2 separate regions of the Homo sapiens genome follow, and region 1 is linked to region 2. A link is a loop called in an ENCODE intact Hi-C map of the cell type or tissue named here. Cell type or tissue: endothelial cell of umbilical vein. All regions are shown on one strand. Links, peaks and the distances in the headings refer to the core of each region. The heading gives the core; the rest is flanking DNA. Region 1 has its middle 33 kb from the start of LINC02643. Region 2 has its middle 43 kb from the start of LINC02643.

What was found. Peaks named below come from ENCODE experiments on the same cell type or tissue, not always from the same donor. Only the 100,000 strongest peaks of a DNase experiment are listed, where the experiment ranks them.
Region 1: a loop joins it to region 2, with 2.9 times the contacts of the local background. A loop is called at or near these places in 7 of 110 quality-filtered maps.

What each region holds. Positions count from the first base shown.
Region 1 is chr10:21,400,631-21,412,184 of GRCh38, forward strand. No RefSeq gene overlaps it. Among named protein-coding and RNA genes, the nearest start is that of LINC02643, 33 kb to the left of the region's middle. RefSeq lists an enhancer at 2,456-2,995. In endothelial cell of umbilical vein, for the core only: no CTCF peak of the experiment used is centred there; a DNase peak (open chromatin) is centred at 6,331; H3K27ac peaks cover 751 bases.
Region 2 is chr10:21,324,599-21,336,152 of GRCh38, forward strand. No RefSeq gene overlaps it. Among named protein-coding and RNA genes, the nearest start is that of LINC02643, 43 kb to the right of the region's middle. In endothelial cell of umbilical vein, for the core only: no CTCF peak of the experiment used is centred there; DNase peaks (open chromatin) are centred at 5,563 and 6,183; H3K27ac peaks cover 2,925 bases.

The DNA of each region.
Region 1 (11,554 bases), core at 1,567-9,566, 76 kb after region 2:
GGCTGCCACAACAAAATACCATAGACAGGATAATTTATAAACAACAGACATGTATTTACTTATTTATCCACTTATTTTTATTTTTACTTTTATTTTTATTTTTGAGACAGTCTCACTCTGTCACCCAGGCTGGAGTGCAGTGGCGCAATCTCGGCTCACTACAACCTCCACCTCCCGGGTTCAAGCGATTCTCCTGCCTCAGCCTCCTGATTAGATGGGATTACAGGCATCTGCCACAATACCTGGCTAATTTTTGTATTTTTAGTAGAGACAGGGGTTTCACCATGTTGGCCAGGCTGGTCTTGAACTCCTGACCTCAAGTGATTCTTCCACCTCGGCCTCCCAAAGTGCTGGAATTACAGGAGTGAGCCACGGCACCTGGCCTAGTTATTTATTTATTTAGAGACAAAGAGTCTCACTCTGTCACCCAGGTTAGGGGGCAGTGGCATAATCACAGCTCACTGCAGCCTCAAACTCCCAGGTGCCAATGACCCTCCTCATCCTCCCAAGTAGCTGGGATCACAGTCACGTGCTACCACACTCAGCTAACTTCTTAATTTTTGTTGTGATGGGGGTCTTATCATATTGCCCAGGCTGATCTCAAACTTCTAGGCTCAAGTAATCCTTCCACTTTGGCCTCCCAAAGTGCTGGGATTGCAGGTGTGAGTCACTGAGCCTGGCCTATTTCTTCTTCTTCTTCTCCTTTTTTTATTTTGAGATGGGGTTTCACTCTGTTGCCCAGAGTGGAATAGAGTGGTTGAGTCACAGCTCACTGCAGCCTTGAACTCCTGGGCTCATGTAATCCTCCCACCTCAGCCTACTGGGTTGCTGGGACTATAGATATGCACCACTACACTTGGCTAATTTTTTACTTTTTTGTAGAGAAAGTTCTCGCTATGTGGCCCAAGTGGGCCTCAAATTCCTGGGGTCAAGTGATCCTCCTACCCCCACCTCCCGAAGTGCTGGGACTACAGGTGTGAGCCACTGCGACTGGCCCAGAGATTTATTTCTCATGGTTCTGGAGGTGGGGGAGTCCCAGACTGAGGTGCTGGCAGATTCAGTGTCTGGCGAGAGCCCTCTTCCTGGCTCATAGACAGAGCCTTCTCACTGTGTCCTCACATAGGGGAAGGGGCCAGCAAGCTCTCCAGGGTCTCTTTTATAAGGGCACTCATACCATTCATGAGGGCCCCACTCCCATGACCTAATCACCTCCCAAAGGCACCACCTCCTAATATCCTAATACTATCACCTTGGGGGTTAGTATTTCAATATATGAGTTTCGAGGAGACAGAAACATTCAGACCATAACAGGAAGCATAAGGAATATGTGAAATAATTAACAAACGATGCCATATAATATATAATAAAATGTAGAACTGCGAACCAGGCGTGGTGGCTCCTGTCTGTAATCCCAGCACTTTGGAAGGCTGAGACAAGTGGATCACTTGAGCCCAGGAGTTCGAGGCTGCATGCAGTGAGTTATGATGGCAACACTGCACTCTAGCCTGGGTGACAGAACAAGATACTGTCTCTAAAAAAAAAAAAAAAAAAAAAGAGTGTAAATGTGAGCATCACAAGTGTTGCAGATTCCACTGGGGTGTGTTGCAGGTTGGGTTCCTCAGGAAGCCGACTCTGGGGAGGAGATCGGAGCACAGGAATTTACCAGGGAGGGCTCTCAGGGCCAACGCCTGTTGGGAAAATGAAGGACTCAGGACCGGCCAGATGGAGCTGAGCGGCCTGCTGTGGCAAGCTCTGAAGCTGGGATGTCCCTTTAAAACTGTCCCACGCTGGGCCTATAGACAGCTCCACACATTCCTGCCACTCATTGAATGCCCAAGCAGGAGCGTGACATGGGACAAAAGTGACTCCTTGGGCAGAGGCCATTCCCAGGCCACCGCTGAACACTGATGGCTCCCACCCGGCCAACAGCACACCCAGCAGCTGGGGATATAAGTTCTCCATCCTTGAAGGAGAAATCTGGGCAGCACGGCACAGCATCTGCAGGAGAATGGCTCCACACCACAATCTCCCCACTCTGGGAAAGGCCCTCCATGGCCCCAGCCCCCACACCCACCTCTCCCTGCCTGCATCCAGAGAGGTGCCTCATTTCTAGAGGCAATCACCTGACTCAAGCTTAAACATTCCAGTTTTCTCCTGGGACTTGAAACTTGGCATGGATACAGAAAGTAGCAGTTATTGAAGCAGACTTGGTGCCCTGAAGAGAAAGTCTAAATGTTTCTGCAGCTGAAATCCCTGGAGGTTCTCTCTTGCCGCCAACTGGAAGCCAGGGTTCTGGTTCTCCCTTCAGTTCTGTGAGGAGCCGCGGGGCCTTCCCAGGAAATATGTGTTTTGGCCCATATCCCAGAACTGGATTTTATGGGTTGCAAAAAAGACTACCCTAATTAATAAACAAGGATTACAAGGAGGACTAAAGAATCTATTATGATGTGACTTTCATATGTGTCATGTCTAGGACTCCTTCAACACTCTCAGTCCCATGAAGGCAAGGACCAGCCTGCCTTATTTACTCTGAGGTTCTCACTAAGCATGGTGATTGACATAGCATAAGCATCTAGCAAATTTGTTCAGTGTTGGTACTCAGAAACCAAATACCCCAAAATACATCACATTGACATACTGAAAAAGAAGTCTCAAGTTCTCTCTGGCCTCCCCCAACCACCACGACCATCTCTTCCAAAGAGTTAAAAGTTCCTTTATCTGCCTAAGATCCAGGCCCATCAAGAAGAACAATTGTTTTTTCTTCCGCTCCCTGTAAGACCAAGAATGTAACCACACCTGAACCACCCTATCACTGTCAAAGAGAAGTATTTACAAGTTAATCTCTGTTCCCAGATCCATTTATTCTCCCTAGTAATCCCCTCAAAGAATTCCACTTCTACCCTCTTCCATAATCTGTTTTATCCCTGAAACAGCCTGGTTGTCTGGAGTAACACCCCAAGTTCCTTGTCCCATGGCCACAGAGAACAAGGACGCAGACACACAAAGAGTAAGGTTGAGATTGAAAGCATAGTAAGCGAAAGAAAGAGAATAGCTCTTTGCTACAGAGGGGGGTTCCCAGAAAATGCTGGATCTGCAGTGAAATGCAGGGGGGTGTATTGATGAGCTGGTGAGGAGGTGACGTCTGATTTACATAGGGTGCAAAAAACTGGTTAGACTGGGTGTGCCATTTGCATAGGGCACGAATTTCTGGTAGCCCCGCCCTAATCTTTTATTATGCAGGCAGGTCCTCTGCCTGAGCTGCACCATGTTGCCCATTCATTTACTGTACATGTGGTAACCAAAAAAAGGGAAGATGGAACCTCCGTGCTGGACATGCCTGGCCCCCAGGTAGCCCTTTTCTATTGGCACAGTTGCTGGCATTCCCCTGTGCAAGCTTGCAGCTTCCTTGTTCATGTTTGCAGCTCAATTTCTTAGGCTGCTCTTTGTTAGAAATGATTTTGGGGGCTGCTTTTTGTTGTAAGGGACACTCTGCTGAGGACTCTGTTGCCCTCACTATCTGCCTTAATAATTTATTTCTACCTCCAGGATCCAAACCCCCTTTCTTTCTGTAGCCCTAAGATGGTATATAAACTTTTGTACCTCACTATTGGGTTGAGTCTTCATTCTGAACGCTCCCGTGTATACACATTAAATAAATTTGTACGCCTTTTCTCCCATTACTCAATCTCCCCCAGGTCAGTGATTTTTTTTCAGCGAACCTTTAGGGAGTGCCACAGACCTTGGCCCTCACATCAGTGAATGAATGAATGGATGAGAGCAGAGGGCCTCAGCATAGATTGGGATTATAAAAAGGCTCCATGAAGGAGATGGAACTGGATCTGGCATTACATGTGTTGATTTTAAATAGTCAAAATCTGTAACTTAAAGAGGTTTATTCTGAGCCAGATATGAATTATTATAACCTGGGGCCCAGTCCCAAGAGGTTCTAAGAACATGTGCCCAAGGTGGTGGGGTTATAGCTTGGTTTTATATATTTTAGGGAGACAGAAGTTACAGGCAAAAACGTAAATCAATACATGGAAAGTACACATTGGTTTGGCCCAGGAAGGCAGGTCATTTGAAGGGGAAATGCTTACAGGTCATGGTTGGATTCAAAGACTTTCTGACTGGCCATTGGTTGAAAGAGTTAAGTGTTGCCTAAAGAGTTGAAGTCAGAAGGCCAGGTGCGGTGGCTCACGCCTGTAATCCCAGTACTTTGGGAGATCACAAGGTCAGGAGTTTGAGACCAGCCTGGCCAACATGGTGAAACCCCATCTCTACTAAAGATACAAAAAATTAGCCGGGCATGGTGGTGCACGCCTGCAATCCAAGCTACTCAGGAGGCTGAGGCAGGAGAATCGCTTGAACCCAGGAGGCGGAGGTTGCAGTGAGCCAAGACTGTGCCATTGCACTCCAGCCTGGGTGACAGGGTGAGACTCCATCTCAGAAAAAAAAGAGTTGAAGTCAGAAAGAAATGCTTAAGTTAAGATAAGAGAGGTTGTGGAAGCCAAGGTTCTTGTTACGTACACGAAACCTCTAAGTAGCAGGCTTCAGAGAGAATAGATGGTAAATGTCTGCTTTTGGATCTTAAAAGGTGTCAGAGTCTCAGTTAAATCTCCCTTCAATCAGGAAAAGACCTAGTAAGGAAAGGAGATTCTCTACAGAATGTGAATTTACCCCCACAAGAGATGGCTTTGCAGAGCCATTCCAAAATATGTCAAAGAAATATACTTTTGAGCCAGGCGAGGTGGCTCACGCCTGTAATCCCAGCACTTTGGGAGGCTGAGGCAGGTGGATCACTTGAGGTCAGGAGTTCAAGACCAGCCCAGCCAACATGGTGAAAGCCTGTTTCCACTAAAAACACAAAAATTACCTGGGCATGGTGGTGTGCACCTGTAATCCCAGCTACTCAGGAGGCTGAGGTAGGAAAATCGCTTAAACCCAAGGGACAAAAGTTGCAGTGAGACAAGATCATGCCACTGCACTCCAGCCTGGGTAACAAAGTGAAACTTTGTCTCAAAAAAAAAAAAAAAGAAGAAGAAGAAGAAAAGAAACATACTTGTGATACCCAATGGCTGGGCTCCGGGCTAAACCCATCCTTAATCTTGAAACCATGGCCCTAAGTGAAAACAGCTGGCCCGGTTTTTCCACCCAAATGTTGCTTTTTTTGGCCTGCCATGCCCCTATCCTGTGCCCATAAAAAGACTTCAGCTGGCAGAGCAACACATATGGCTGACCAGTGGGGACGCAAGTTGCTGAGCATTGGAGACTACGGATAGACACAGCTAACTTCAAACAGTGTGGCTTCAGGGAAAGATCACCTTCTCCCCACACCATCCCCTTTCCAACTCCCCATTCCACTGAGAGCCACATCCATTGCCCATTAAAACCCTCCACATACACCACCCTTCGATCCATTCCAGTGACCTGATTTTTCCCGGACAGCAGACAAGAACCCAGGCGCTGAGAGTGCAGGGGCTTGGATGCCGTAGGGAGTTGCACAGAGCCTGCTCCCGCCAGACAGGAGTGACCAGCCGGTTCTAGCTTCGTTCCCTCCAGTTCCCGCATTTGCTTGCTCACATGCTCCCTCTCACAAGCAGTGGCCAGGAGCAGGCTGAGTGAAAGGAGTCACTCCAGTTCCCACCCCTGAAGGGGGTCTAGGTCAAGGGAACTAGCCTGTCTCACTTTGGAATAAAATACTTTGATTTCTTCTAAGGCTTGTTGTTATCTGTCTTGTGATGCTATACCAGAGTCAAGTTGGAATTTGTTACCTTATTGCTACAAAGAGTCTGTTTTGTCAGTCTTATGATCTTTATTTTAATGTTAATGTGGTCAATTATGTTTCAACTCCAAAAGGGAGAAGGTATAATGAGGCATGTCCAACTTCCCTTCCCGTCATGGCCTGAGCTAGTTTTTTATGTTTCTTTGGAATCCCCTTGGCCAAGAGGGGAGTCCATTTAGTCACTTGGAGGACTTAGTATTTTATTTTTGGTTTACACATGAAAGAATATAGCTAAACAGAGAAAGGGAACCTGCCAGGAAGCAAGTGGCATGAAAAAAAAGAGCAAAGGAGGCCAGCCTCCTGGCAGTGGAGGGTGTGAATTTCGGGATTAGGTCAGATTGTACAGACTACTGAAACCCATAGAGAGCAAGGTAGATTTCGTGTAGAGGGAAGACATTGCTAAGTCACTGTTCAAAGGAGAACTGGATTCCTCATCAGCTTCCTTTCTCCTACTGAAAAGTCAGACTGAGAGAGAATCTCATGCCAAAACCTGTTAGAAATTTCCACCCGTTGTTATTGCCAGTGGAATTAAGTTAAGAAAAATCTAACCAGAGCCAGACCGAAAAAAGTGATAAGACACGTCACACCTCCCTCTGAGTCTACTTCCTGTCTCAGAGACGGAGGGTGTGTGGCTACCAAAATACTGAATAATAAACTGTGAAACAGCCAGAGTAAGATCCCCACGTGTAGCCCATCTCTCCACCAGAAAACTCAGGGAAAGAAAGAAGGCTGGGGAGCAGTGAGGCCCTGCCTCCTGTGAGGCTTAAACTCCACAGGAAAAATTCTATAAGTTGTAGGGGACCAAAAGTATGCACCCCACAATGACTGTAGACGACTAAAATATGCCACCCAAAAAAAATGCCTCTTTGGCATAAGGATGAGTTTGAGAAACTACAAACCCAAGAGATGTTCTGAAAACAGTAGAAGTTACCCTTTTGTAAGGGAAATTTACATCTGTAAAGGGAATCTCCATTTTTAAGGATATCTTCCTGTACAAGAAAGAGAAGGATGACTCTTAATCACAAGAGACTCTTATCACTGTGAGATGGGATTATTCCCTTGACCTTGACCCCCTTTGTGGGCAGGAACTAGAGTGGCTCGTTTCACCAAGCCTGCAGTCCATGGACAGCTAAGTGTTAACAGCTCAGTGAATGGTGAGGGTGAGAGCCTCCCGCACCTGCCCTTTTTGACACCTGAGTTCTTGTTCAGTGTCCAGGAAGAATCAGGTCACATGAACTGTTTGAAAGATGATGAACGTGGAGGACTTTACTGAATAGTGAAAGTGGCTCTCAGTGGAAGGGGAGCTGGAAAGGAGACAGTGCGGGAAGAAGGTGATCTTTCCCTGCAGTCCAGCTGTCTCTGGCCAGGCTCCCCTCTGAAACTGCACTGTCTGAAGTTAGCCGCATTTAACCATCGTCTCCAACACTCAGTTGCTTCTCTACTCACCATTCAGCAGCTTGCATCCCTGAGGCTCAGCAGCTTATATCCTTGCTGGTCAGCTGCCTGTTTTGTCTTTTCTTTTTTTTTTTTTTTTTTTTCTGCCAGCTGCTCTGGTTTTTATGGGCACAGGATAGGGGGCAGGATAGGCCAAAAAGGCAATCATTTGGGTGAAAAATGGGGCCGAGTTTCCAGGCTTGAGGGTGGAATTTAGCCAGGAGCCCAGCCCTTCTGTATCAGGGTCAGCTGTTTTCACTTAGGGTCGAATTGAGGTTCCAGGTTTGAGGATGGAGTTCAGTCAGAAGCCCAGACATTCTACATTAACTGGAGGAGGCATCAACCTAAATCTGCATAACAAGCTTTTCTCTTATTTACCATAATTTTTCTGATCACATCCCCATAAGCCTTTCCCTGCACTGTTTCTGCAGATAATGGTATTTAATCCTGAATTCAAAGCCACCTCTTTGAGATTGTACTCATTTCTCTGGATATCATCTGTGTATACATGAGGTATACATGGTAATAAGCTTCTGTTTGTTTTTCTCTTGTTAATCTGTCTTTTGTTACAGGGGTCTATCCCAACTAAGTACTATGAAAGTAATGGGGTTCAGGACATGCTATCCCAAAATATGATACTTTGGCATTTGAGAAAACAGCAGAAGCAAGAAGATCTCTCTGACCTTCTAACCTTCTCTCCTGAAGCAGGTCGTGAAAGAATTCTCTGAACTTCCCAAAATAGTCATTCCAGAAGGGTCCTTCCTATATTCACATGAAAGGAATGAAGACAGAGAAACAAAGAAGAATCTGAACAAACAAGCCTTACTAATTTTCCCCCAGTCTATTACCATTAGATCTCTTGCTCCAATCATACTTCTTTTTTTTTTTTTTTTTTTTTTTGAGACAGAGTCTAGCTCTGTCACCCAGGCTGAAGAGCAGTGGCGCGATCTTGGCTCACTGCAACCTCCGCCTCCCAGGTTCACGCAATTCTCCTGCCTCAGTCTCCCGAGTAGCTAGGATTACAGGCACCTGCCACCACACCCGGCTAATTTTTGTTTAGTAGAGACAGGGTTTCACCATGTTGGCCAGGCTGGTCTCAAACTCCTGACCTCAGGCGATCTGCGAGCCTTGGCCTCCCAGAATGCTGGGATTACAGGCGTGAGCCACTGTACCCAGCCCCAATCATCCTTCTGTAACAGTGGATGGAGTCTTAGCATGACTGACTCCATTTTGTCTCTGACCACCCCCTCCACCATGGTAATATCCTTTAGGTTCAAAAGCTTCTGCTTAACTTTGCATGCATACCATCTAATTATATGAGGAATTTAGTTTATAGTTTAGCTTTAGAAAAAAAATAATAGTCCCTTTCCCAAAACTAACCCAAGAGGAGATAAGGAGGATATATATACAAATAAAAATGTTAGGCCGGGCACGGTGGCTCACCCCTGTAATCCCAGCACTTTGGAAGGCCGAGGCAGGTGGATCACCTGAGATCAGGAGTTCAAGACCAGCCTGACCAACAGAGAGAAAACCCGTCTCTATTAAAAATACAAAAAAATTAGCCAGGCATGGTGGTGCATGCCTGCAATCCCAGCTACTCAGGAGGCTGAGGTAGGAGAATCGCTTGAACCTGGGATGCAGAGGTTGCGGTGAGGCGAGATCACGCCACTGCACTCCAGCCTAGGCAACAAGAGTGAAACGCCATCTCAAAAAAAAAAAAAATTATAGAAACATTGTGACCTGACTCAGGACAAAGAATTTTCCCAACCTCCTCGGACCCTTGCTGATGCCCAGATGTCTGTGATCATCAGTTACCTCTCTTGACCACAATCCCTCTTTTCTTCTCCCTGCCCTTAACATAAAAAGTGTCTGAAATTTGTAACTGACTTAAGATGGTTCTTTTTTTTTTTCTGAGACAGAGTCTCTGTCTGTCACCCAGGCTGGAGTGCAGTGGTGCAATCTCAGCTCACTGCAACCTCCGCCTCCTGGGCTTAAACAATTATCCTGCCTCAGCCTGCCAAGTAGCTGGGATTACAGGCATCTGCTACAATACCCAGCTAATTTTTGTATTTTTAGTAGAGACGGCATTTCACCATGTTGGCCAGGCTGGCTCGAACTCCTGGCCTCAAGTGATCCACCTGCCTCAGCCTCCCAAAGTGCTGGGATTACAGATGTGAGCCACCACACCCTGCCAAGATGGTTCTTTTGAACACTAGTCTGCCATCTTCTCAGTTTGCTGGCTCTCAGAATGAAGTTGTTTTCCTTGCCCCGATACTTTGTCTCTTGACTTACTGGCTGCTGTGCAGCAAGTGGTACGAGCTTGGATTCAGTTATATTTCTACACAGCTATCTGAAATGGGAGAGTTTCCTGATCCCCATCGTAGGATGTGCGACAGGGGCGTGGCTCACCTGTTCAGCCGCTGCTCCTGGTCAAACCTCTCAGGTGAGGGGGAGTACACAGACGGACAGATGCAGGAGCCCAAGTGGGCGTGTGTTATAGTGTGCCCTTTTTGCCCTGCCATCCACAGATGACTTAAATGTTAACCAGTTTAATGGACCCTCTGCCTTCTCACAGGGGCAGAAGGTCAATGTGACAGCTTTTTGTATCTCAAACTCTTGCCCAGCATCCTGGAAGAATCGGGGCACACATGGGCTTGAAGGGTAATGCAGGTTTTTGTTGAGTGGTGGAGGTGGCTCTCAGCAGGATGGATGGGGAGCCAGAAGTGGGGGATGGAGTGGGAAGATGATCTTCCCCTGGAGCTTGGCTGTCCAGCGGCCCAATTCCTCTCTGGCCACCCCCAGCAAAACTCCTCTCGGCATTCACATATTCCTCTTCTTCCCTCTTCCTCTGCCGCATCATTTTGCCATTCATCTGCTTGTCCCATCCCTTCATCTGCTCGTCTCCTTCTGGAGCCTGGGGTTTAGGGTTTATGTGGATACAGGATAAAGGGCATGGTGGACCAAAAGGCAATGTTTTGGGTGCAAAAACAGGAATGCCGGTCCCCATTTAGGGCTGTGGGCCTCCAGGCTTAAAGGTGGGGCCTTTGCCAGGAACTGCCCTCTTCTACCCAGTATTTCCCTGTCCTCTGTCCGTATCATATCCACTCTTCATCAAACCTAAGCATAAAAATACAGTTTTGCCAGGTGCGGTGGTGTGTGTCTGTGGTCCCACCTACTGAGAGGCTGAGGCGGGAGAATCACTTGAGCCCAGGAGTTCAAGGCTGTAGTGTGCCATGATCGTGCCTGTGAATAGCTACTGCATTCCAGTCTGGGCAACATAGCAAAACCTCACCTCTAAAAACAAAAAAAAAACCAGTTTTCCCATTTTTTTGGGTCTTCATTTCAAGACTCCTGTGTCACATAAAACTTATATTAAGTTTAGCTGGGTGTGATGGCTTACACCTGTAATCCCAGCCCTTTGGGAGGGTGAGGCAAGTGGATCACCTGAGGTCAAGAGTTGGAGACCAGCCTGGCTAACATGGTGAAACCCCACCTCTACTAAAAATACAAAAAATTAGCCAGGCATGGTGGTAGACACCTGTAATCCCAGCTAGTTGGGAGGCTGAGGCAGGAGAATTGCTTGAACCTGGGAAGCAGAGGTTGCATTCCAGCCGGGGCAACAAGAGCGAAACTCCATCTCAAAAAAAAAAATTATATTAAGTTTATATGCTTTTCTCTTGTTAATGCCTTTTGTTATAGGAGTTTCAGCCATGAACCTTGTGATGGGTGAGGGAAAGACGTTACTTTTTCTTCCCTGCAAAGGATTTGGAGAAAATTATTTTTCCTCCTCTGTAAGATTGAATTAGAGCAGCAGCCCCCAACGTTTTTGGCACCAGGGACCAGTTTCATGGAAGACAATTTTTCCACAGATGCGGGGTGGGGATGGCTTCAGGATCAAACTGTTCCACCTCAGATCATCAGGAATTAAATTCTCATAAGGAGCATGCAACCTAGATCCCTCACATGCACAATTCACAGTAGAGTTCATGCTTCTATGAGAATCTAATGCAGCCTCTGATCTGATAGGCAGAGCTCAGATGGTGTACTAGTCTGTTTTCACACTGCTGATACAGACATAGCCTAGACTGGGTCATTTTTAAAGAAAAAGAGGTTTAATGGACTCACAGTTCCATGTGGCTGGGGAGGCCTCACAATCATGGCAGAGGGCGAAAGGCACGTCTTACGTGGTGGCAGACAAGAGCAAAAAAAAAGAGATAAGCAAAGAGAGCCAAGCGAAAGAGGTTTCCTCTTATAAAACCATCAGATCTCATGAGACTTATTCACTACCATGAGAACAGTATAGGGGAAACCACTCCCATGATTCAATTACCACCATCA
Region 2 (11,554 bases), core at 1,318-9,317:
CTACTCACTGCAACCTCTGCCGAGGTTCAAGCGATTCTCCTGCCTCAGCCTCCTGAATAGCTGGGATTACAGGTGCCCACCACCATGCCTGGCTAATTTTTTTTATTATTTTTAGTAGAGATGGGGTTTCACCATGTTGACCAGGCTGGTCTCAAACTCCTGACCTCAGGTGATCCGCCCCCGTCGGCTTCCCAAAGAGCTGTAATTTTTGTTTATTCTTGTTCTCTGAATTTCCAGAAACAAAATAACTGCCAGGAGCGAGGTATAGTGATGTGTGCCTATAATCCCAGCTACTAAGAAGCTGAGGTGGAAGGATCATTTGAGCCTAGGAGTTCAAGACAAGCCTGGGCAACACAGTAAGATTCCCTCTTCCATCTCAAACAAACAAAACAAAAAACAAAAAACAAAATAGCTGCCAGTTCTGGGAGTACAGGAGCTTGCAACTTGTGCATAATTAGTTTAATAAGTATAAAATATACATCATAAATATACATCGACACTAATTCTGCAGGTTTAAAACTAACATGGGAATTGCTATTTTTAAGTTTCTGGATAACAGGAAGTTGATGTGTTTTTTATCTTGGGACCTTTCAATACTTAGCACAGTACGTTTTTTTGTTTTTTTGCTTGTCTGTCTGTCTGTTTGTTTGTTTGTTTGTTTGTTTGTTTTTTGAGATGGAGTCTCGCTCTGTCACCCAGGCTGGAGTGCAGTGGCGCGACCTCGGCTCACTGCAACCTCCGCCTCCCGGGTTCACGCCATTCTCCTGCCTCAGCCTCCCGAGTAGCTGGGACTACAGGCGCCCGCCACCACGCCTGGCTAATTTTTTTGTATTTTTAGGAGAGAGAGACTTTCACCACGTTAGCCAGGATGGTCTCGATCTCCTGACCTCGTGATCCATCCGCCTCGGCCTCCCAAAATGCTGGGATTACAGGCTGAAGTAATATTTTTTGATAAAATATATAATATAAAAAGTATTGTGGCCGGATGTGGTAGCTCGTGCCTGTAATCCCAACACTTTGGGAGGCCGAGGCAGGCAGATCGCTTGAGGTCAGGAGTTTGAGACCAGCCTGGGCAATGTGGTGAAACCCTGTCTCTACAAAAAATTTAAAAATTAGCCAGGTGTGGTGGTGTGCACCTGTGGTCCCAGCTCTTTGAGGTCTGAGATGGGAGAATAGTTTGAGCCCAGGAAGTTGAGGCTGTAGTGAGCTGTGCTCGTGACACTGCACTCCAGTTTGGGTGACAGAGTGAGACTGTGTCTCAAAAAACAAAACAGCCAGGTGTGGTTTTATATATATAAAAAATATATTTATATATAACTATAATATATATAAAATATTTATATATAACTATAATATATAAAATATTTATATATAACTATAATATATATAAATATAGTTATATATAAATATAATATATATAAATATATTTTATTATTATATATAACTATATTTATATATAAATATATTTTATTATTATATATAACTATATTTATATATAAATATATTTTATTATTATATAAAAATATATTTATAGATAAGTATAATATATATAAAATATATTTATATTAAATATAATATATAAAATATATTATATATATTTTATATATAATATATAAATATGTTATATATAATATATAATATATTATATAATATATTATATATAAAATATATTATATATAAATATTTATATAAAATATATTTATATAAAAATATAATATATATAAAATATATTTATATATAAATATATATAATATATAAATATAAAATATATATAATATATATAAACAAAATATTTATATATTATATATAAATAGAAAATATTTATATATAATATATATAAATAGAAAATATTTATATATAATATATATAAATAGAAAATATTTATATATAATATATAAATAGAAAATATTTATATATAATATATAAATAGAAAATATTTATATATAATATATAAATAGAAAATATTTATATATAATATATAAATAGAAAATATTTAAATATAATATATAAATAGAAAATATTTATATATAATATATAAATAGAAAATATTTAAATATAATATATAAATATAAAATATTTAAATATAATATATAATATTTAATATTTTTAATATATAAATATTAAATATTTTTATATATAATATATATAAATATTTACATATATTACTTCATCTGAGTGATGTGCCTAAGAGCTTATAGAGCAGGGAAGATCCTAAGCTTAAGCAACTCCTCCAAAGAGCCATCTTCCAGAAGTCACAACAATCACAACAGATTGGAAAGAAACTATGTCCCTTCTGCTAATTAAATGGACAACTGGAGGCTGGGTGTGGTGCCTCACGCCTGTAATCCCAGCATTTTGGGAGGCTTGGGTGGGAGGATTGCATGAGGTCAGGAGTTCGAGACCAACCTGGGCAACATAACAAGATGTCATCTCTACAAAAAATTTTTAAAATAGCCAGGCATGGCGGCATGTGCCTGTAGCCCCAGCTGCTTGGGAGACAAAGAAGGAAAGATCACTTGAGCCAAGGAGATAGAGACTGCAGTTAGCTATGATTGCACCACTGCATTCCAGCCTGGTTGTCAGAGCGAGACCCTGACTAAAATTAAAAAAAAAAAAAACAGTGGGGGCAAAGGACCGCAGGGACAACCTCAGTCAGTTACCAGTCCTCTGCTTTTCCATGTAGTTTTTCCTCTAAGCACACCAGGCAAGCAACTCCTCCCATTCTAAGGGACACATCCTGACTGCCACCTTCATTGCAATAGCAGCAGCACCACATCTGAGCACAACAGGCCCCCTCGCACTTCCCAGGTTTCACTCCTTTTATAAAGAAATCAAGCCCATGCTCTCACGCCCACCAGTATTTCCCAGACTTTCCAGATTGTGATGAATTGCCTAAAGCATTGACTTGAAACAAAGCAAACCAAAACCAGATTCTCAGCACCTGCCCTTGGATGGTCTGACGAAGCCCTGGAATCACCCAGGGGATTCTAATGACCAGATGAATTTGGGAAATTCTGAGCTGCCCTACAACGTCTAAAGTCAGGGTTTGAGTTTCTCCCCACCCTCCCTCTTTCCTCCTGTTGCTTCTGCAAATAGGCAGGCTAGACTGTTTAGAGAGTCTCACCTGGCCTCCAGCATAGTCTAGAGTCAGGCTCTGATCTTGCAGATGGATGACTCACCACATCATCCCCACGAGGGGTCCGGCATCTTCACGTGTCACCCAACCTTTAAGTTTTCTGGACAGGCTGCAGGAGGTGATGGGTCCTAAAGGAGAGGTGACTGACGCGAACTTTGTGTTGCTAAACAGCCCTGGCCGTGACAGTACAGATTAGTACAGGACAGTTCCTGGAAGGGCTGTATTTTGTAAAATAACAATGTAAGAGTCTTCCTTGTCTTTTTCTTTTTCCTTTTCTTTCCTTTTTTTTTTTTTTTTTTTTTTTTTTTTTGCAATGAAGTCTGGCTCTGTCACCCAGGCTGGAGTGCAGTGGCGCAATCTCGGCTCACTACAACCTCTGCTTTCCAGGTTCAAGCGATTCTCCCGCCTTAGCCTCCCGAGTGGCTGGGATTACAGGTGTGCACCACCATGCCCGGCTAATTTGTGTGTGTGTGTGTGTGTGTGTGTATTTTTAGTAGAGTTGGGGTTTCACCATGTTGGCCAGGCTGGTCTCGAATTCCTGACCTCATGTTATCCACCCGCCTTGGCCTCCCAAAGTGCTGGGATTACAGGCCTGAGCCACTGCACCCAGCCATTCCTTGCCTTTTTCAAGCCATTTTTAAATTTTACGTTATGTATAAGATATACGTAACATGTGGCATGAAGTACATTTCCACTGTGCAACTGTCACCACTATCCATCTCCAGAAGTTTTTCATCTTCCCCAGCTGAAGCTCTGCCCCCATTAAACGCTAACTCCCCATTGCTGCTCCCCTCCCCCAGCCCCAGGCAACCACCTTTCTATTATCTGTCTCTGTGAATTCAACTATTCTAGGTACCGCATATAAGTGGAACCATACAGCATTCGTCCTTTTGTGACTGGCTTATTTCAATTAGCATACTGTCCTCAAGGTTCATCCATGTTGTGCATGTGAATTTCCTTTTTTTTTTTTTTTTTTTTTTTGAGACGGAGTTTTGCTCTTGTTGCCCACGCTGGAGTGCAATGGCATGATCTTGACTCACAGCACCCTCTGCCTCACAGGTTCAAGCAATTCTCCTGCCTCAGCATCCCGAGTAGCTGGAATACAGGCATGCACCACTATGCCCAGCTAATTTTGTATTTTCAGTAGAGACAGTTTCTCCATGTTGGTCAGGCTGGTCTCGACCTCCCGACCTCAGGTGATCCGCCCGCCTCAGTCTCCCAAAGTGCTGGGATTACAGGCATGAGCCACCACACCCGGCCTCCTTCCTTTTTTAAGGCTGAATCATATTCCATTGTATGTATATACCACATTTTGTTTATCCATTCATCTGCAAATGGTCACTTGGGTTGTTTCCACCTTTCAGCTATTGTGAATAATGCTGCTATGAACATGAGTGTGTACACATGTCGCTAAAAGAACCTCCTTGCAGTACTTTTGGGTGTATGCCCAAAAGAATGGCTGGATCACATGGTGATAGTATATTTACTTTTTTGAGGAAGCACCTTCATGTTTTCCACAGTGGCTACACCATTTTGCATTCCCACCAGCAATATGCAAGGGTTCCAATTTGTCCCCACCCTCACCAGCATTTATTACTTTCTGGGGTTTTTCTTTTTTCTTTTTTTAAAGCCATCCTATCCTAATGGATGTGAAAGTGGTATATCATTGATTGTGTTTTGTTTTGTTTTGAAACACAGTCTTGCTCTGTTGCCCAGGCTGGAGTGCAGTGGAGCAATCCAGAAATTCACCTTTCCCATGAGCTGGACAGAGGAGCTCGGTTTTTTTTTTAGAGATGGAGTCTCACTCTGTCACCCAGGCTGGAGTGCAGTGGCGCAATCTCAGCTCACTGCAACCTCCACCTCCTGAGTTAAAGCAATTCTCCTGCCTCAGCCTCCCGAGTAGCTGGGATTACAGGTGTGCGCCATCAAGCCCAGCTAATTTTTGTATTTTAGTAGAGATGGGGTTTCACCATGTTGCCAGGCTGGTCTCAAACTCCTGACCTCAAGTGATCCACCTGCCTCGACCTCCCAAAGTGCTGGGATTACAGGCATAAGCCACCACGCCTTGCTACCACTGTGGTTTTGATTCGCGTTTTCCTAATGATTAGTAAAGTCTCTTTGTTTTAGAGAACAAAAAAAAGGAAAAATGTAGTACCAAAGATTTAGGTTGGAGGAAGGTCCCAGGAAAATGGAAGCAAATACACAGAATCATGCGAAAAGACAAGAAATAATGTGGGAGTGCAGTTCTATAAAAGTACATCTTCAAAACATTCTTTAAGGACAAACAGTATTATCTTGAACAAAACTAAATGAGGAAGGTACCACTGTCCTTAAGGTATAATAAGAAACTGAATTGCCATGAGTAAGGTCACAGCACACAGAAGCTGTGTGTGGAAAATCAAGAAATAACTATGGCAACATCTCTCCAATATTAAACAAACAAAAAGCAGCTGGGCATGGTGACTCATGCTTGTAGTCCCAGCACTTTGAGAGGCCACAGTGGAAGGATCACTTGAGCCCAGAGGTTTGAGACTAGCCTGGGCAACGTAGCAAGACCCGTCTCTACAAAAAATTTAAAAAATTAGCTGGACTTGGCGGTGCATGCTTGTAGTCCCAGCTATCCAGGAGGCTGAGATGGGAGGGTCGCTTAAACCCTTAAACCCAGGAGGTTGAGGCTACAGTGAGCTATGATCATGCCACTGCACTCCAGCCTGGGTGACAGAGCAAGACCCTGTCTCAAAAAAAAAAAAAAAAAAAAATTAAAAAGATCAATTTATTCATTAACCATTTCAAAAATTCAAAAGAAACTCAATCAGGAGATCATTTTCACAGTGATGAATCAAATTGATAAAAATCTCCTCACAGCCTGCTGGAAGACAGGAACAAAAATTCCTCGTGTCATTTTAAAAAGTATAAACCTTGTGTGTTGTCAGACCACATCCCTTGTACAGAAAGTCTACAGGTTTGGTATTAGGCAGGACTCCCCAGGAAAGGGATCAGGATGAGGGATTAGCAATAGGAAATTTGGCATCGGGTAAGGGAATATTCCGGAAAAACGTCAGTGCCTAACTTCCTTCCCCACATGCTCAAGGAGTGTACATCCACAACACAGCCCTAAGCTTTAAGGATGTGAACTCGTTTAACCTACCAGATAGGTAAACACACTTGAAGTCTGCCTTTGAAAACTCATGCTAAAGGGAATGGATTCTGCAAATTCATTACTTTTTTTTTTTTTTTTTTTTTTGAGACGGAGTCTGGTCCTGTTGCCCAGGCTGGAGTCCAGTGGTGCGATCTAGGCTCACTGCAACCTTCACCTCCCGTGTTCAAATAATTCTCCTGCCTCACCCTCCTGAGTAGCTGGGATTACAGGCATGCATCACCACGTCCAGCTAATTTTTGTATTTTTAGTAGAGAAGGGGTTTCACCATGTTGGTCAGGCTGATTTTGAACTCCTGAACTCGTGATCTGCCTGCCTTGGCATCCCAAAGTGCTGGGATTACAGGCATGAGCCACCACACCGGGCCAAATTCATTACTTTTAATGGCAAAAACTGCAATTGCTTTTTCTCCAGCCTAAATAAAAAATTCTATATAAAAATTGTGCTCTATTGGGGCCAGGCACGGTGGCTCACGCCTGTAATCCCAGCACTTTGGGAGGCCAAGGTAGGCAGATCACGAGGTCAGGAGATCAAGACCATCCTGGCTAACACGGTGAAACCCCATCTCTACTAAAAATAAAAAAAATTAAAAAAAAATTAGCCGGGCGTAGTGGCGGGCGCCTGTAGTCCCAGCTACTCCGGAGGCTGAGGCAGGAGAATGGCATGAACCCAGGAGGCGGAGCTTGCAGTGAGCCAAGATCGCACCACTGCACTCCAGCCTAGGCGACAGAGCGAGACTCCATCTTAAAAAAAAAAAAAAAAAAAAAAAAAAATGGGCTCTATTTACTCTGGTGTACACAAAATAAATATTACCTTTTTTTCTTTTCTTTTCTTTTTGAGACAGAGTCTCCCTCTGTCACCCAGGCTGAAGTGCAGTGGCACAATCTTGGCTCACTGCACTCTCCATCTCGTGGGCTCAAGTGATTTTTCCTGCCTCAGCCTCCCGAGTAGCTGGGATTACAGACATATGCCACCACGCCTGGCTAATTTTTGTATTTTTAGTAGAGACAGTGTTTCACCATGTTGGCCAGGCTGGTCTCGAACTCCTGACCTCAGGTGATCTGCTCGCCTCAGCCCCCATGTGGGGGCTGTAAGATTACAAGCATGAGACGCCGCATCCGGCAACATTATCTTTTATTTTTTGTATTTTTAAGATGTAGTCAGTTTGCAAAATACTACATCATTTGGCCAGAAAACTAATTCTCATGCTTCTCTCTTCCTTCTCAAATTACACTATTTTCATAACAGGTCAAAAATAGTTTTAAGGGCCGGGCACAGTGGCTTACGCCTTTAATCCCAGCATTTTGGGAGGCCGAGGTGGGCGGATCACCTGAGGCCGGGAGTTCAAGACCAGCCTGACCAACATGGAGAAACCCCCGTCTCTACTAAAAATACAAAAAATTAGCCAGGCGTGGTGGCTCATGCCTGTAATCCCAGCTACTCAGGAGGCTGAGGCAGGAGAATCACTTGAACCGGGAAGGCGGAGATTGTGGTGAGTCGAAATCGCGCCATTGCACTCTAGCCAGGGCAACAAGAGCAAAACACGGTCTCAAAAAATATAAAATAAAATAATAGTTTTAAGAATGGTCAGGCGTTGGCATTTCCTTTCTAATAATGGGTAGAAGTTTGTTATGAATCATAATTAGTGATGTTACTTGATCTCATTCTGATGTTAATTCAAAGTTGCCCTGTTCAAGAAGGCAGTGTGCTGGTGTGCAGGGATCACATATCTGTGATTAATCCGGCTGAGTGCTAGAGCTGCAATTGTTTCTTCGTGTAGCTGCAGATAAAATAACAGTCTTGGCCGGGCCCGGTGGCTCACGCTTGTAATCCCAGCACTTTGGGAGACCAAGGTGGGCAGATCATGAGGTCAGGAGTTCAAGACCTGCCTGGCCAACACAGTGCAACCCCATCTCTACTAAAAACACAAAAATTAGCCAGGCACAGTGGCACGTGCCTGTAATCCCAGCTACTCAGGAGGCTGAGGCAGGAGAATCACTTGAACCCAGGAGGCAGAGGTTGCAGTGAGCTGAGATCTTGCCACTGCACTCCAGCCTCGGCAACAGGAGGAGACTCTGCCTCCAAAAAAAAAAAAAAAAAAAAACAAAAGTCTTTGTCAATGAAAGAAGCATAACCCCTGAGTGCCTGGACCAGTGGATAATTACATAGGAAGTGATAATGGGAGGTAAGAACCCTTTTGCTCTGTCAGTGAGAAGATCCAGTAGAAAATCAAGGAGGACCCGAGAAACTTTGTACTGAAAGGAAAAATAAAAAGTCTCTCCTTGGCTGCGCACAGTGGCTCAGGCCCATAATCTCAACACTCTGGGAGGCTGAGGAGGGAGGATCATTTGAGCCCAAGAGTTCGAGACCGGCCTGGGCAACATAGGAAGATCCCCATTTCTACCAAAAAAAAATTAGGTGGGCATGGTGGTGCACACCTGTAGTTCCAGCTACAAATTTTTTGTACTTGGAGGCTGAGGTGGGAGGATCCTTTGAGCCCAGGAGTTGGAGACCAGCCTGGACAACATAAGGAGACCCCCAGCTTTACAAAAAAATTAGCTGGGTGTGGTGAGATGCATCTGTAGTCCTAGCTTCTTGGGAGGCTGAAGTGGGAGGATCACTTGAGCCCAGGAGGTTGAGGCTGCAGAGGCTCATACCACTGCACTCCAGCCTGGGTGACAGAGTGAGACCCTATCTCAAAAAACAAAACAAACAAATCATCAAGTTGCATTCCTTAATATATACCAGTTTTATTAGTCAATTATACCTCAATAAAGCTGGGAGGAAAAAATAACTAGTTTAAAAGCTATATCAACTAATGATGGGTAGCAGACAAAAAGCCCCATTAATACAAAATGTAAGGGGAGTTATACCATGATTTTGCCTTTTCTTTTTTTTTTCTTTTTGAGACAGAGTCTCACCCTGTCGCCCAGGCTGGAATGCAGTGGCACGATCTTGGCTCAATGCAACCTCTGCCTCCAGGGTTCAAGTGATTCTCCTCCCTCAGCCTCTTGAGTAGCTGGGACTACAGGCGCACGCCACCACACCCTGCTAATTTTTGTATTTTTAGTACAGATAGGGTTTCACCATGTTGGCCAGGCTGGGATTTTGCCTTTTCTACATACCAGAACTACATACCAGAATCATGACTATATTCATTACATAGAATTACCCCAATTCAAGAATCTGTTTTAAAAACAATATCTGGCCAGGCACGGTGGCTCACGCCTGTAATCCCAGCACTTTGGGAGGCTAAGGCGGGTGGATCACTTAAGGCCCGTAGTTTGAGACCAGCCTGGCCAACATGGTAAAACCCTGCCTCTAAATACAAAAATACAAAAAAATTAGCTGGGTGTGGTGGCACAAGCCTGTAGTCCTAGCTACTCAGGAGGCTGAGGCAGGAGAATTGCTTGAACCTGGGAGGCAGAGGTTGCAGTAAGCCAAGATGGCGCCGCTGTGCTCCAGCCTGGGTGACAGAGCAAGACTCAGACTCAAAAAATAAAAAAAAAAATAAAAACAACATCCAATTGCATTTTGTAACCAACAACATAACGAAGATAGCCAAAGTGTCACCAATATTAAATAGATTTTCATAAGCCTTGGATATAAGATGGTCCACTCCAAAATCAACTCATAATGGATTACAGAGATACACAAGGTCGCCCCAAAACAATGATTCTCAAATTTTTTGTACATTAAATTCAACTGGCATGTTGGCTTAAAATTCACATTGGGATTCCCAGCCCCCAGCCCCAGAGACACTCATTCAGATCAACAGAAATGAGATCTAGGAATCTGCCTTTTTTTTTTTTTTTTTAGACAAAGTTTTGCTCTTGTTGCCCAGGCTGGAGTGCAGTGGCGTGATCTTGGCTCACCACAACCTCCACCTCCCAGGTTGAAGCGATTCTCCTGCCTCAGGCTCCCGAGTAGCTGGGATTACAAGCATGCGCCGCCACGCCTGGCTAATTTTGTATTTTTAGTAGAGTCGGGGTTTCTCCATGTTGGTCAGGCTGGTCTCGAACTCCCAACCTCAGGTGATCCACCCGCTTCGGCTTCCCAAAATGCTGGGATTACAGGCGTGAGCCACTGCACCCGGCCTGCATTTTTAACCAACACACATACTCAAGCATGTGTGTGATTCTGCTGCATGTGTTCAAAAGCTCACCCTTTGAGAAACACTGCCCTAAAATGATGCGATGATTTCCAGAACTCCAAGCTTGAATTAACCAGACCGTCTGCATTCGTAAGCCTGTGGTGAGTCATAGAAACTTTTTTTAAAAAGTAGAATGTCAGAGGCAAATGTTGGCAGTGGCCCCTCAGCCCAGGCCAAGGGAGGGCGGGTCCTGATCTAATCTAACAACAACTCACTCTGCCTAGGCAAGATGACAGGGATCTTCCGCTGTGCAGGTGGACATAGCAGATCATCTTACTCTGGCATCATTAACATTTGTATTAGAAAACCAGCTCCCCTAGTTCTGATTTCTGAGGTCCCTAAGCAGCTTCTTCTTGTAGAATTTGACTTCCCATGTAGCCTGCCTTTGCTGTTGGTCAAAAGTTGCCAGTATTCGGTCCCCCTCAGCCCTTTTAGTCATGAGAAATTGGCAGGAACTTTGGTTTATCCATCATTCCCTGAGTTTGCTTCATATTACTCCAGCCATGAGAAACACTCCACTCTCCACAATCCATGGGTTGATAAATGAGGATTTTGTGCCTCTGAGGCTAAGGACCACACTCTCGACGCTAAAAAAAAAAAAAAAAAAAAAAAAAAAAAAATTCTCCAAGGAGACGATATTATAAATTCATAGACTGCCTGACAACACCCAGTGAAGACCCTCCTGTTGGAACCTCCTCACCAAGAAGTTGTGACTTTTCTTTTTTTTTTTTTTTGAGATGGAGTCTCGCTCTTGTTGCCCAGCCTTGATTGCAATGGTGCGATCTCATCTCACTGCAGCCTCCGACTCCAGGGTTCAAGCAATTCTCCTGCCTCAGCTTCCCAAGTAGCTGGGATTACAGCTGCCCGCCAGCATGCCCAGCAAATTTTTGTATTTTTTTTTTAGTAGAGATGAGGTTTCACCATTTTGGCCAGGCTGGTCTCAAACTCCTGACCTCAAGAGATACACCTGCCTCATCCTCCCAAAGTGCTGGGATTACAGGTGTGAGCCACTGCACCTGGCTGATTTTTTCTTTTTTTTTTTTTTTAATACAAAGTCTCACTCTGTCCACCAGGCTGGAGTGCAGTGGCGTGTTCTCAGCTCACTGCA